5 separate regions of the Homo sapiens genome follow, and all the other regions are linked to region 3. Evidence: chromatin contacts called from ENCODE Hi-C or POLR2A ChIA-PET data. All regions are on one chromosome and are shown on one strand. The core of a region is the stretch at or near the end of the contact, and the rest is flanking DNA. Distances in the headings are between cores, read along the strand shown.

Region 1 (2,700 bases), core at 70-2,569, 1.2 Mb after region 3:
AAATCCAAACAATCTCACAGTTATGAAATGGAAAGTTTGTGGGGAAAAACAAATGCTTTGGTTATTACAGTGTTACTACATTCATAAAATATATTTCATTGGGGGGGAGTTTACACAGGGGGTAATGAGATTTTTGCTTTATACATTATTTATAACTGCTTAATCCAGGTACTGTGGGTTATTTTTTTATTCCTTCATTTTCACAGCTACAAAACACTTCAGTATTTCTAATGTATTTCTGCTTACAATACAGATGTTCTCAATTGTGTTTCTAACTACATTTCAACCGTTATGATCACGTTTATTTGTTTGTGTCAGCACACAAGCTGGGGTTGAATGTGCAACACACAATAGTAAGGCTTCAAGAAGCCTGTAAAAAGGCCTCTTGTGCTTTCATTATCAACAAATTAAAATATGCTGTGTGGCACTATCTTTATCATCAGTGGTTTTAATCTTTGGATAATTCCCCTACAGTTGGGTAGGCAGAGCGACAGCCCTCTCTCGGTGCAGAAAGGTTGCATGCCTTAAAACAGCACTTTTCAAGATGACCATTTGGAAGCAACATTTGGAGAACATTTGGGTTATGTCCTCTAACTGAATTTCCAAGCTGTTGGTAACGGACTAAAGAAAATGCAGTCTGTACTGAATACTAAGAAAGCAAGAGTGGAAGAGCCTTGAAGGTCATGTGTAAATATTGACATTTTAATTTTATTTAGTATACCAAGTTGGGGCCCTTGCATTGCTTATCTTGCCATAAAAACTCTTCACCCACTTGCACTGCCCTGCAGATTGTCAGGGAAAGATCTGATCTGAGCAGCCGTGGCTACTCTTCCTGCCATTGCTAACAAGACTGAATTTTGTTTGTGCAAAATCTGAGTCAAAGGGGTGTTCCTCCCCTCTCATCTCCATCACGGACTGATGCGCCTGATTAGATAACAGAAATTTGTGGGCTGAATGTTCATGTAGAGACATGAAAGCCAAGATGCAAAACCAGTCAGAGAAAACAGCCTCCCACTCACTCACAGAGTCAAGTCAGGTGTCTAAAACCAAAGTTATTTGGGGAACCAATAACTGGCTAATTTGGCCAGAACACCCTTCTCTGTGTCCTCAGCAGCAGCATGAGGAAGAAATACCAGCATGTCCTCAGGCCTTGTACCCTTCTTAGAAACCAGAACTCTACCTGCGGAGCTTAATCAGGGCCACATTCTGAAAGTGAGATGCAGGCGACAGCCAGGTCTCTCCACCAGCAGCAGTGGTTAGAATGCCCCACGCACTTAACAACTTCCGGGACACATTTGACTGTTGACCTAAAACAGCACTGCTTTCCTCTGCCAAAGCAAAGAGCCTGGCTCATGTAGAATAGGCCAGCAGTTTGGTAACTTGCCAGAGGCTCCTGTCTCCCTACAGTGAGGTCACCAGAATCACTTACCTCCTGAAACACAGTCGACTGAAATGAAGGTCCAGCAGAAATTAGGGGCCAGTGAGTTAAACATGGAGGAACCAGGGCCACTTCAGATGGTCTTTGGCCTAAAAGGTTTTCCCTAAGTGCAAAGAAGAAAATTGAATGTGGGAAAAAAATGATCTTTTAATGCTTCATAACTCAACTCTCTGACTTACCTCAAAAAGAGAGAAATAGTGTAAAAAGCCAACACCATTTTCTGCCCTCTACATTTGGGTTTCAAAAGGTGTTCCTCAAACAATGATCTGGCTTCCATGCCAAAATAAATGTCATGATTTACACCTCATGCTTATGTTTGCAATCCTAATCACCCTTCCCTATGCCAGCTTTATAAGTCTTGCTCAGTTCCACTATTGAAATAGTACACTTGGATTCAAACAACACTCAAAACCCTTGTTTTTTGTTTTGTTTCATTTTTAACTATTACTGAGTGGTAGGGTCAATCCCATTCAAAATTCCCAAGTAGACAAAATCTGTGTCTGTGGCCCTTCCCCTTCCCCTCACCTTCTTGGCAGCCTCCCTCCATTCCCACTGATGAACTTCCAAGCTTCCTGCAGCTCCACTAGTCCTTTTCAACCAAAGGAAAACAAAGCAGTTTCCTACATTAGCGTATCTGCCTTTGTAAAGTAGTTTAGTGTTTTGCACAAACCAAGAGAATGTTCATTTTAAAAGCAGGAAAGAAAGCCAAAGGAATGAACCATTACAGATGGAGTGTCAGACACCATGGCACCTGGATAAAATATAATTTGGGGCAGGGGAGTATATTCTCATCGTCCCTAAAGTAGATGAACCAGTCAAGTCAGTACCCATAAGGCAGGCTTGATAAATCTCAGGACCAGGCCCCTCCACCCGCAACAAACACACATACACCTCTCCATTGTGATGTTTTAGGCGCAGTGTATAGTAGCTCTGCCTATCTACCCAGAACCTAATGTATTCACCTGAAAGTAAACTAACAGAGTCTGGCTGTCCTGGTGATTCTCAAGACCCTATTGCCTCCTCACTTACCCAAAGGAAAGGAGCAGTAGTTTTTTTAAAAATTCAAGAAATCAGTTAAAAAAAATATGTTAGTGTTTCTCTGAAACATCTAAGTTAGCGTGGCACAATTCATTTTATTTATAAAGAATTTGATTAACTCTGGTTAGCCCAGATTTGCTTCAGCCTGAAGCCCAACATCTCCTTTGCAGTGTGGTATCCTTCAGTTGCTCATTACTTGAGCCAACAGAGGCGGGAGGGGAGAT
Region 2 (2,700 bases), core at 30-2,529, 1.6 Mb after region 3:
TATAGTGGACTTCACTGAAATTAAAAGATACAGAAATGAAAAGGAAAGCCACATAAAGGAAAAAAATTTGTGAAATGTATAGCCAACAAAAGATTTGTATCATATCAACAAAAAATGTGTATCTTACAACCTAATGAGAAAATAGCCAGTCCATTTTTTTAAATGAACTAAGGATTTGGACACTTCCCCAAAAAAGAGATATGCAGATAAGAAGATGAAAGACGTTTGTCATTAGAGAAAATAAAAGGAAAACTACAATGAGATAACACAAAAATTTGTAAGAATGGCTAAAACTGAAGACCGGTCATACCGAGACTTGTCAAGAATGTGGAGTAACTGGAATTCTCATGAACTGCTGGTGGGAATATAAAATGAGACAACCATTATGGAAAACAGTTGGACAATTTCTTAAAAAGTTAAACATATAGGCTGGGCGCAGTGGCTTGTGCCTGTAATCCCAGCACTTTGGGAGGCCAAGGCAGGTGGATCACCTGCGGTCAGGAGTTCGAGACCAGCCTGGACAATATGGTGAAAGCCCGTCTCTACTAAAAATACAAAAATCAGCTGGGCGTGGTGGGTGCCTATAATCCCAGCTACTTGGGAGGCGGAGTCAGGAGAATTGCTTGAACCCAGGAGGCGGAGGTTGCAGTGAGCCAAGATCGCACCATTGCACTCTAGCCTGGGCAACAGAGCTACACTCCATCTCAAAAATAAATAAAATCGACATGCACAGCTTTTTACATCTAGAACCTGCCGGTCTTTCAGGCCTAACTGGGGTTCATTCTGTTGATCTGATGCATTCGTTTCTTCTCCTTGACTTTGTACTTCAGCCCAGTCCAACAGAACTGGAGGTTTCCTTTTCCGCCATAGTTTGTCCATTATCAACAGATACCTGATGTCATCTTTAAAAAGCTTGGTAAAAAGTTTAACTGGATTATATCCAGTTGATTTAGCCCATTCCTTAGTGGAAATACGTTTAATGTCACCTTCTTTATTAGAATGTTCTAGCTCTGGCTTTGGCTTCTGTTGGTTCCCAGGCAGCTTCAGGGTCAGCTCTGTCAGGAGATACTTCTTAAGTACTTTGCCCAAAAGATGCAATGTATAGGTTCTGAAGGTGTGTTACAAATTGTACAGTCAGGAGAGGTTCTCTGGGTTGGCTTAGGATGACATTCGTAACACTTGGTCACACCCTCTTTGATAGTAGTTACTTGTCCAAGATACCCAGCAGTTCCACTTTCAATAAGAGGAACAACAGCTGCCAGGCACACTCTATTAACACGGTTTTGGGCAGCTCTGTTATCTAAAGCATTCATAACCAATATAAACTGTCAAAAATATGCCACATTATAGTCAGGGTTCATGATGCTGTCATGGTAGGCAACCATATTAGCTTTCAGGTAAAACTGCAGTGCACTTTCCCTGGCAACCTGTGCCTTTGATCTTCCAACATGTTTCTTTTGAAACAAAAACTGTTGAGGTTGCTGACATCAATAGTAACCAGATCAATCAGGTCGACGTGGGAGAAGCCGGTGAGCACAAGGTTCTTAAGGAGCTCACAGCACTGAGACTCTGAGAGTTCATTTAGCAGAAAAGGGGGATGGAGCTGAGCTCACATGGGATAAGGATGACCCATATGCAATGGATTTTGTTACCTCTGCTACAAACCTCAGGATGCATATTTTCAGTATGAATATGAAGAGTAGATTTGATATCAAATCAGTGGCAGGGAATATTATTCCTGCTATTGCTACTACTAATGCAGTGATTGCTGGGTTGACAGTATTGGAAAGATTGAAGATCTTATCAGGAAAAATAGACCACTGCAGAACAATTGTTTTGAATAAACAAGCAAATCCAAGAAAGAAGTTTCTTGTGCCTTGTGCACTGGATCCTCCCAACCCCAATTGTTACATATGTGCCAGCAAGCCAGGTGACTGTACGGCTGAATGTCCATAAAGTGACTGTTCTCACCTTACGAGACAAGGTAGTGAAACAAAAATTTGCTATGGTAGCACCAGATGTCCAAATTGAAGATGGGAAAGGAACAATCCTAATATCTTCTGAAAAGGGAGAGACAGAAGCTAATAATCACAAGAAGTTGTCAGAATTTGGAATGAGAAATTGCAGCTGGCTTCAAGCAGATTACTTCCTCCAGGACTATACTTTATTGATCAACATCCTTCATAGTGAAGACCTAGGAAAGGATGTTGAATTTGAAGTGTTGGTGATGCCCCAGAAAAAGTGGGGCCAAAACAAGCTGAAGATGCTGCCAAAAGCATAACCAATGGCAGTAATGATGGAGGTCAGCCTTCCACCTCCACAGCTCAAGAGCAAGATGATGTTCTCACAGTTGATTCGGATGAAGAAGATTCTTCAAAGAATGCTGACGTCAGTGAAGAAGAGAGAAGCCGCAAGAGGAAATCAGACGAGAAAGAGAATCTCAGTGCAAAGAGGTCACGTATAGAACAGAAGGAAGAGCTGGATGATGTCATAGCATTAGATTGAACAGAAATGCCTCTAAACAGAGCCCTCTTACTACTTAGTTTATCTAGGCAGAACCAGATTATTTGTTATGTCCTTTGTTCCAAAGGGGAAAAAATGGACACCAGTGACTTGAAAATGATTCTGCTCCCTCTGAAAGCATTCATTTTGCTAGAACTGTTAGACACACTGCAGTATGCTATACTGAAAGTAGGAATA
Region 3 (2,700 bases), core at 190-2,689:
CCTAATTCCCATCTACAATCTTTGAGTAGCTAAAAGATAACTATATTAAAATAAAGCAAAATAACTTTTAAGTCAAAAAACAAACATCTCTGGAACACTCCCAAGTAATGAAAAACCCGACAGGGTAGCTTAAGTCCCCATGTACACCATAGAGATCTAAAGAAAATCGTGCCTACATTATCAAATATTTATCTGGAAATGGGAAATAACATTGCTACTCGACATGACTTAACTAAGCGATCTACTTTGCTCTCATCTTTTGCAGACATGTGGTGCCCAATGTTTTCCCTTAGTCGACTGCTTTCTCATTAGTAAACAACTTATTAGCTCTTTCTCTGGTGCTCAAATGAGAGGGAAAATGAAAGTCTGAAAAGCATCAGCATCTGAGCTCCCGGATCTGGGCAGGGGTAGCAGAGAAAGGCACCCTGTATTTATCACTCGGTTAAAAAAAAAAAAAGAAAGGAAAAGAAAAGAAAAAGATAACCCTCAAAATAGAGGAAAGAAACTCTGTCACCTGAAGAGGGCTGCTGAAGTGAAGCAAACATTTGGTGAGACTCGTTTTTTAAAAAAACTTGTCTAGGGGCTGGAAGTTATGGGGGCGCTCTTTGTGCGGAGTCTGAGGGGAGGGGGAGGGACAAGAAAACAGCTTGGGAGTCATTCAAAGGAGTTTAAGGAGCGGTGTACGGAGGAAAGGCGGGGCGGGGCCCGGCCGCGCGAAGGGAGGGGGCAACAGGGGCGTTCGCGGGTAGCTCTGACACCGAGGGAGGGGGCGACGGGCCGGCCTCTCCGGGGACCAGGCGAGAGCAGGCTCCCGCTGCAGCAGGGCTGCAGAGATGGGGTCCCCTCTGGTAGGCAGAATCAAACCAAAGCGGTGGCAGGCCAGGGCTTTGGCGGGGGAGAGGGTCCGGCTCCCCAGGGAAGCGGTTCCCCGAGGGAAGCATTTCCCGAGTGACATCCCGGAGTTTCCGCACTTAGCGGGCTAGGGGCGCGGCGGCCGCAGGGCTTTCCTCGGTCCCCGACGCCGCGCGGGGCTCTCTCCCTGTCTCCTCCGCCAGCGCCTCTCACCAGGGCCGCGGCCCTTACCTGCAGTTCCGTGAGCAGAATCTCCCCCCGTTCGGGGTTGGACGCCATTGCGCTCCGGTATGGACTCCGCACCTGGACGCGGCCGCCTCTGGCGAAGGGAGAAGGCGGGACGGGGCTCGGGGTGGGGGTGAGGAGAGGGGAGAGAAAGAAAAAAAAAAAAACAACTAGGGATTCATGGAGGCGCAGCCCCTGCTGGAGGCGCGGCTTATTCCGTCCGGTTCATCGAGAGCGGCGGGGAGCTAGGGCACTCGTAGCGGGCTTCCTCTCGCCGCCCTCACCGGACTGTTCGTCTAGTCGCTCCCTCTGGGCGACGCCAGGAGCCGCCTCAAGCCTCTCCGTGCGGGCGCTGCGGCCGCGGCTGCAGCTCCTCCTGTCGCACCATTTGGCTGTCACCGCGTCGCAAAAGCGGCCTCACTTGGCGGCTGCCAGCACACGTGACGGCGGCAGCCACTGCCCCTCATCGGGCAGGGAAGGTGGGGCGGAGGGGTTCCCTAGGGCGAACGCGGCGAGGGGGCGGGGCGTCTTCCGACCCGACTCCGCGGCGAGGGCAGCCATTGGACTCGGCTGGGGTGAAAATGAGGGGAAAGGACTGGGCTCGAGTCTCTGGGGAGGCGGGAAGAGGAAGAAAACACACGCCTACTTTCCTGCTGCGTTTAACGGCTTCACTGTGAACGCTAGAACTCGGGAGCCTGCTCGCTGTTGTTTTTTCGGGTTTCGTTTTTTTTTTCTTTCTTTTTTTTTTTTCCCAGTTCCACCTTGCCGAAACTTGGGCCTAACTTTAACAGGCCCTTTTCTAACCTCCATAACCCAAAGAGCTTCGGGACTCAGATCTTACAGATTATTCCTCTGCTCTCCCCTTGACCCCCACGTCAACCCAAACTAATAATCTTGCCTTTTGCTCACCCTCAAACCCAGCCCCCAGCGCGCCTTCTCGACCAGTTAAGGTGCACAGCTAGCTAAACGGGTATGGTCTGTACTTTTCATGAAATGTAAGCGGCTGGATCCCTGGCAACTTTTAATGTACGGCCTTTAAGATGTCTTTTTCTTGAGGTTGAACTACTGTTGCTTGTACTGGAGAACTGTACAGAGCTGAGAATTAGCTGGGTTTTTTTGGGTTGTTTTAACTTTATTTAAGGGAGGGGGAGGTGGGACGGGATTACCCTCGGGAAAGGAAAAAAGCCACCTTTCCTTGGCGTGGTAAGCATTAAAGCTAACCTGACTACTTAGTAAAATATAGCTAAGTAAAGTAAATCTAGGTGTTTGTTTTTAATGACACTATGGTATTAAGGAATTTCGAAGTCTCCTACAGGTAGCTTTTGTTTTTGTTTTGTCTGAGCAGTGAATGGATAGGTAAACGCGTAACTTTTGATTTTTTGAAGCTGCGGTACAATACCTTTGTTAAAACTACCTGGAGAGAGTGGTAAGGGTTATTTAGGTACGTTGCTACTTAGAAAGGGCATTCGTTGACATATTTCTTAGGAAGTGTAACATTATGTACTTCTCACACGCTCCATGTAACTCTGTTGGCCTGATGCCAGGACTTAACGTCTATCCTTTTGCCTTCTCAAGTCTCATACATCAATTCAGCAAACATGTATTGAAGATCTGGAGTTCTGT
Region 4 (2,744 bases), core at 199-2,698, 1.2 Mb before region 3:
CCAAGACTAGAGTTTCACCAGGTAGATAAACAGGCGGTAAAACAAGGCTAGGCTTTCACTGGGGGGAGAAGTCAATCTGAGTTATTCTGGAGAAAGATTGGACCTGCCAGGGAAATAAAGATGCAAAACGTCTGTAGCATAAAACCAACCCTAGTGTTTTATTCTCCTATGAACATTTGAGATGGAACACGATGTGGAAGTGAAAGTATAATCTACCTGGTGAATTTGAGAAAAGTCACTCTCAATTTTACTTTGATGACAAATGGAATTAATAAAGATGCCTGGCTCATATGTTAAAGTACCTTCTGTCTCAGCGAGGAGGCCTGGCTCAGAAACCACAGTGGAGTTAACAAGCCAGACACCAGACTAAACATCTCAGAACTCGCTGCTGTGCCTCATTCCTGGTCCCTACCTTTCCGGTGTGTGCCTGCATCATTAATTCCCTCTGTTTGGCATGGCCTGGCTTTCCCAAAACAGAAACCAAGGAACCGGGGTCCTCTGTTTCAGCAGCTGAAGAGCTGATTTCTGAGCATGGACACTAAGATTCTTTTCTCCTGTCCACCTTACACTTCACCCACAACTCATCTTCTTCCTCTTCCCTACGTCCCAACCCCTTACCCTCCCACCACCCTGCCTCCCAGGACATTTATGTGTATGACCCCAGACCAGTAAGGGAGGAACAAAGAGCTGCTGCTTCAGGCAGCAGCAGCTGGAGGAGAGGGTGGAGAGGGCAGCTGGGGACTCCAGGAAGACTCCCCGAGCACTGGCAGCTCCAGCGCAGCCCGGGGCAGTCCAGCCTGGAAAGCGCCCTAGTGGAGTCCTCGCAGGCGGCTCCGCAGCGCACGCCCAGGGCCTTCCGCCGGCCCGAACCCAGGGCGGCAGCAGCCAGAGTTTGGCAGAGACCCCGGGTGAGAAGCCAGTGGTGGGGGGCGGGCAAGTGAAGCTGCAGCACAGAGCTGGAGATGCAGATCCGACACTAGCAGTGCTCCGTGCCGCAGACTTCCCGACCCGCTCCCTGGACCCAGACCCGACCCCGCGCACCTGGACCAAGCGGCCACCCTGTTCTCTCAGGGCGCTCTCTGGGGACGCGGCTTGGGCGAGCTCCGGAGGCTGGAACCACGGCGACAGGAGACTTCACTCCTCCATCCTGAGACCCGGCAGCACGTTATAGACAGCCGTGCACTTCCTGTTTGAAAACACAGGGGAGAGAAAGAGCTAGAGAGATCCAAGTGTCGGCAGCGGGGAGGAAGGAGTGCAGGGCGGCGGGGAGGCAAGACCAGGGGGTCACCGCTTGCATAACTGCCATGGTGGGCACCCAGCGCTCCCCTGGCCGTGGCGACCCCGCCGCACCGGCTGCCCGCGTGGTGCCGAGGTGGCGCGGCCTCGGCCCGGGCCCCCCCTGCTGGTGGCCTCGCTGCCAGCCACCCGCCCGCCCGCTCGCTCACAGCCCTTCCGTTTGCAGCTGCTGCTCGGGTTCTCCCCTCCCCACAAGTACCTAGATCAATGGACTCCACGCTTCCTCCGCCGGTGCCCAGTGTGATCGGCCTTCTTTTTCTTCCTTTCTTCACCCTCCCAACCCCCACCCCTACCCCCCAGAAAATAATTACCTCGGGGAAGGTGTAAAGACAAGACTGAGCCTTTGCAGGGGAGTAGGGGCTGGATTTATGCAAATTTTTAAAGTTCATAGCCACATCCCAGTATATCCACTACAGCTCAGCAGCTGTGAGAGATTCAAGATGGGAAATTACTTGTCTTGTGCCTCGCTGGCTCAAAAGAGAAAGCGTGCACACAGCTGCCAACACAGAGCAGCCAGGAACTGCAAAACAGTAACAACAACAAAACTACATAGTATCCTCGGTTCCTCCTAGGGTCTCTACTCAGATCAACCTGTCAACCTCATCCTCACAGTCTACCAACATTTATATATACCAATTCCACATGGAGCATAATCGCATGGTGCATTCTTCCAGAAAATGATTCCGTAGTTCTCTGTGCTATGTAATCACAGAGAAGTTCCATAGTCCTGGGATTACATTCATTCATTTTGTTGAACTCTGACTTAAGTGGACTTCAGTACAGTGTTAAAAAGAGTACACAGATGGCTTAAGAATCTGCTGTATGTAGAGTGTGCTGGCTATGGGGATTCGCATTTGTAACCTGCCTGCCCTTACATGCACAGTCTACCAGGTTAAAAAGCGCTTACAGGACTGTCTCTTGACAAACGGCTCCTTTTATTATCAAGCTGTTGGCATTCATGGTTCCATACTCAAAATGGAGAATGTAATACAAACAATAATCATTCTACATATGAAGCTCAGTTTTGACTGAAGCAGAAAGGAACGGATAGATATTAAGCTCCTACTCAGTGCTAGACAACATCTCATTTTAAATCCCTCTTGGCCTTAATATTTTCCAACAGATCTGCAAAAGTCATATTCCCAAGTGAGGAAACAGGGTCAGAGAAATTAAAAAACTGTTCCCATGGCTCTGGCAGAAAGTGGTCAAATGGAGAACTGAATACAGGTCTTTCCTGATTATAAAATCTGTACCATTTCCCCTACACTGCGAATTCCTACAATGATCACAAATTCTTTTTTTTTTTTTTTTTTCTGAGACAGAGTCTCGCTCTGTCGCCCAGGCTGGAGTGCAGTGGCGTGATCTCGGCTCACTGCAACCTCCGCCTCTCGGGTTCAAACGATTCTCCTGCCTCAGCCTCCCGAGAAGCTTAAACTACAGGCACACGC
Region 5 (2,700 bases), core at 191-2,690, 1.5 Mb after region 3:
ATATAGTGGTATAAACCAAAAAGATACCTGGCAAAAATCTTCACAGTGCCACCAACTGACTCTCTGACTACCTGAATCTTTCAGATACTCTGCTTGTTGCAAAGGTGCGCATTATCACCATGTGAGCATGGGAACTGTAATAATTATCTCAGGCAAAATCTTTCTTTAAAAAATAGTAACTTAAAATTAAATATAAAACCACCACATTTCTATAAACTCTTGCAGAGACTACATACTGCTACATTATATTGTTTCTTACCCTGTGGATGAGCGTAAATGTCTGTCACTAAAATATAGGGACACTCTCATCCTAATATAAATATAAAATGCATAAAATCCAACATTTAAAACAAGCAGGCATTTTTATAGGTATGATGCCTTGTCACATATTCCAGCTATAATAAAGCCTACGGGAAGGGAAAAGCACGTCAGGATTAAGTATTCTGTTCATTGCAAATGTGTAGCACACCTGTAAAATCTGTGAAAAATCCCACATTTTGGAAAAGTCACTGCAAGTTCCTTTCCATGCTACCATCTCTTGGACAGGCCTAGAAAAATCCAGAACAAATGCAGCGGAGCATCAGAGAGCTGTTATCTCCAGCTGCCACTTTTCCCCACTTAGTGATCCCCAGCACAAAGGAAGCTGAGAGGACTGGTCACTCTATGATATATGAGAAGGAAGAGGGGCAAGCACGCTTTTTTAAACTGAAATTTATTCCACAATAAATACTTCAATGTTGGTGGGACATGATGTTTTATTGGATTACACTCGTTTGCTAGAGAAATCACACTGGGAATAGCAAAGCTTGCGGTTTTGTGGGTAATGCATTTGTAGATGTGAGGGTTTTACACTGGAAGTGTGTTGAAGAAGGATAACAAGCCAAATTAGGAAATAGCCAAATACATGCAAATCTCTATTAGGGCAATACTTGGCCGCGTTAAGTCCAAGAGCTTTCTGCGGCAGTTGCTTTACCTAGGCCAGATAATTCATTAGGTTTTGACTCTGGTAAAGATTAAATGAATATAGCATACATTACATTCTTACTTTCGTCGCAGAAACAAATCTTCCTTGTACCAGCCAGTGTAATCTTCAGAGTTTTCGTTATATAAAACACCTCAAGAAAAATGCACCTCAGTAAGATTTACACTTTATTACTCTAATGATTCTACAAACACTACCACAATGTGATGAAAGACAGAGTAGTCCCGGACTGATTGAGAGCTAATAAAAATCAGTACTGAAAACTGAAAAGAGCACCCTTATCATCTTTCTTTCATTTAGAGCTGATTACTAGGGGATTATAATGCAATCACAGCTATGTGTGAGAGGTAGCTATGGGAACCAGTTTTAACTGTTTATCTAGCCAAAGATCTTAATTTAAGTTTGAACACTCTGATTCATTTATATGTAAGACACCAAGGAGACAAAATGCAGAAGAAACAGATGCGCACTTGTTCTTTCCATTTAACTTCGTAAGCTACCAGCCAATTTGTCTTTCAGGGACAAAATTAATTTCTGATGACAATGTGAGCAAGTAATAAACTAGAAGTTCCTGTCCTGGGAAACTTGTTAATGCCATGTAATGTTCTGGAGTTATTTAGGAGGGGAAGAAAGAGATTTGCTCCTGGAGTTACGGGGACATCTGTAACAGACTTGCCTTTGTCCCAGCTCTTAGTCACCCCTGCAGAGGTTTATGACACCTTTTCTAGAAGTTGAATTGGGAAAGTTTAAAAGAAACCATGTTACTTACCATTTCTTTCCTATGGAGTATTTTTAAACTTCTCATTTTCCTTCATATTCTCCACATGATTCAGAATTGCTCAGAGCACAAACCTCTGGCCCATTGCTTCCCAGCCTTGGCATACAGGCAAGGCGAGTAATGATGAGATGAAAAATGAATCATAAGGCTTCCTTCGTGGGTCCCACGTTGCTGTAGAACACAGCCCTTTGCAGACAAGTGCACTCAACCTGAGGGGCTCGAGGCCATGGCAAACACTTCACAGAGGGGCCCAGGATGTGTGCCAGGACATCTCAGGGATGGGATTCAGTGTGCTAATCCGCTGCCAGCCAGAGAGAAGGGTGCCAGTCAGCTAAATGAAAGGCATGCACATATTTACTTGGATGGGAATTGAGACTGGCCACCTCCTTGAAAGCTATCTATGATGCTACCTATTTCCTCATGTCAGTGAGAATAACCATAATGATAATAACAAAAGCTAGCACTTACTGAACATTTACTGTATACCAGAGAATAAGATGGACACTCTACATACATTACTTCGTTTAATTAGCTCAAAACCCTATGAAGAAGTCATTTTTATGGCCATTTTTTTGGGCAAGGAAACTGAGTCACACAAAACCTAACTTGTCCAATGTCATGGCTAGCAAATGCAAAAGTCAGCGTCTGAACTCCATCTGTCAGACTACAAAACTGATGTTTTCTAGCGCTCTGAAAGGGAAACCTTGACAGCGTTCTTTATCTTGGCCATTAATGTTTTCCCATCTTATTACAGTAGTCACCTCTTATCTGCAGAGGTTGCGCTTCAAGATCCCCAGTGGATACCTGAAACTGAGAGTAGTACTGAACCCCATGCAGACTATGTTCCCGCCTATACATACACACCTATGATAAATTTTGATTTCTAAATTAGGCACAGTGAAAAATTAACAACAATAACTAATAAAATAGAACAATTATG

The links. A loop is a pair of places that touch in the nucleus more often than their neighbours do. ChIA-PET counts read pairs that join two places held with the same protein, here RNA polymerase II (POLR2A). Pooled maps may share reads with other maps.
Region 1: a loop to region 3 is called in a pooled map, with 7 times the contacts of the local background. The contact joins the enhancer-like site here to the promoter of PKN2 in region 3. A Hi-C loop is called at or near these places in 2 of 37 single-sample maps with no recorded cell type and 2 of 50 pooled maps. POLR2A ChIA-PET finds 5 or more read pairs at or near these places in 1 of 52 experiments (OCI-LY7).
Region 2: a loop to region 3 is called in a pooled map, with 6 times the contacts of the local background. The contact joins the enhancer-like site here to the promoter of PKN2 in region 3. A Hi-C loop is called at or near these places in 2 of 37 single-sample maps with no recorded cell type and 8 of 50 pooled maps.
Region 4: a pooled map shows a loop between it and region 3 (6-fold over the local background). The contact joins the enhancer-like site here to the promoter of PKN2 in region 3. A Hi-C loop is called at or near these places in 9 of 50 pooled maps. POLR2A ChIA-PET finds 5 or more read pairs at or near these places in 3 of 52 experiments (CD4-positive, alpha-beta T cell, activated T-cell and activated naive CD4-positive, alpha-beta T cell).
Region 5: a pooled map shows a loop between it and region 3 (3-fold over the local background). The contact joins the enhancer-like site here to the promoter of PKN2 in region 3. A Hi-C loop is called at or near these places in 1 of 50 pooled maps. POLR2A ChIA-PET finds 5 or more read pairs at or near these places in 2 of 52 experiments (Caco-2 and Panc1).

What each region holds. Positions count from the first base shown.
Region 1 is chr1:87,448,075-87,450,774 of GRCh38, reverse strand. LOC105378834 (a long non-coding RNA gene) reads right to left here. Exons shown (of 4, transcript XR_947565.3): 3 at 1,430-1,541. Among named protein-coding and RNA genes, the nearest start is that of LINC01364, 78 kb to the right of the region's middle. RefSeq lists an enhancer at 803-1,182. Within about 2 kb of position 1,319, at least 12 of the 41 ENCODE cell types and tissues checked have a DNase peak (open chromatin) inside an H3K27ac peak, as active enhancers do; they include OCI-LY7, where a contact is called at or near this core.
Region 2 is chr1:87,044,735-87,047,434 of GRCh38, reverse strand. All of the region lies in intron 1 of HS2ST1 (heparan sulfate 2-O-sulfotransferase 1), which reads right to left. It also overlaps the pseudogene LOC100421465 and the pseudogene LOC100421468. Among named protein-coding and RNA genes, the nearest start is that of LINC01140, 84 kb to the left of the region's middle. RefSeq lists an enhancer at 2,299-2,398. Within about 2 kb of position 1,279, at least 2 of the 41 ENCODE cell types and tissues checked have a DNase peak (open chromatin) inside an H3K27ac peak, as active enhancers do.
Region 3 is chr1:88,683,012-88,685,711 of GRCh38, reverse strand. It overlaps PKN2 (protein kinase N2), which reads right to left and starts at 1,439. Exons shown (of 22, transcript NM_006256.4): 1 at 1,084-1,439. The coding sequence starts at 1,131. It overlaps PKN2-AS1 (PKN2 antisense RNA 1), which reads left to right and starts at 508. Exons shown (of 4, transcript NR_110682.1): 1 at 508-548. RefSeq lists enhancers at 1,165-1,244, 1,275-1,604.
Region 4 is chr1:89,842,080-89,844,823 of GRCh38, reverse strand. It overlaps LRRC8D (leucine rich repeat containing 8 VRAC subunit D), which reads right to left. Exons shown (of 3, transcript NM_001134479.2): 2 at 1,042-1,186. Among named protein-coding and RNA genes, the nearest start is that of LRRC8D-DT, 22 kb to the right of the region's middle. RefSeq lists silencers at 1,217-1,436, 1,960-2,254. Within about 2 kb of position 1,448, at least 37 of the 41 ENCODE cell types and tissues checked have a DNase peak (open chromatin) inside an H3K27ac peak, as active enhancers do; they include CD4-positive, alpha-beta T cell, where a contact is called at or near this core.
Region 5 is chr1:87,203,296-87,205,995 of GRCh38, reverse strand. No RefSeq gene overlaps it. Among named protein-coding and RNA genes, the nearest start is that of LINC02801, 8.0 kb to the left of the region's middle. Within about 2 kb of position 1,440, at least 2 of the 41 ENCODE cell types and tissues checked have a DNase peak (open chromatin) inside an H3K27ac peak, as active enhancers do.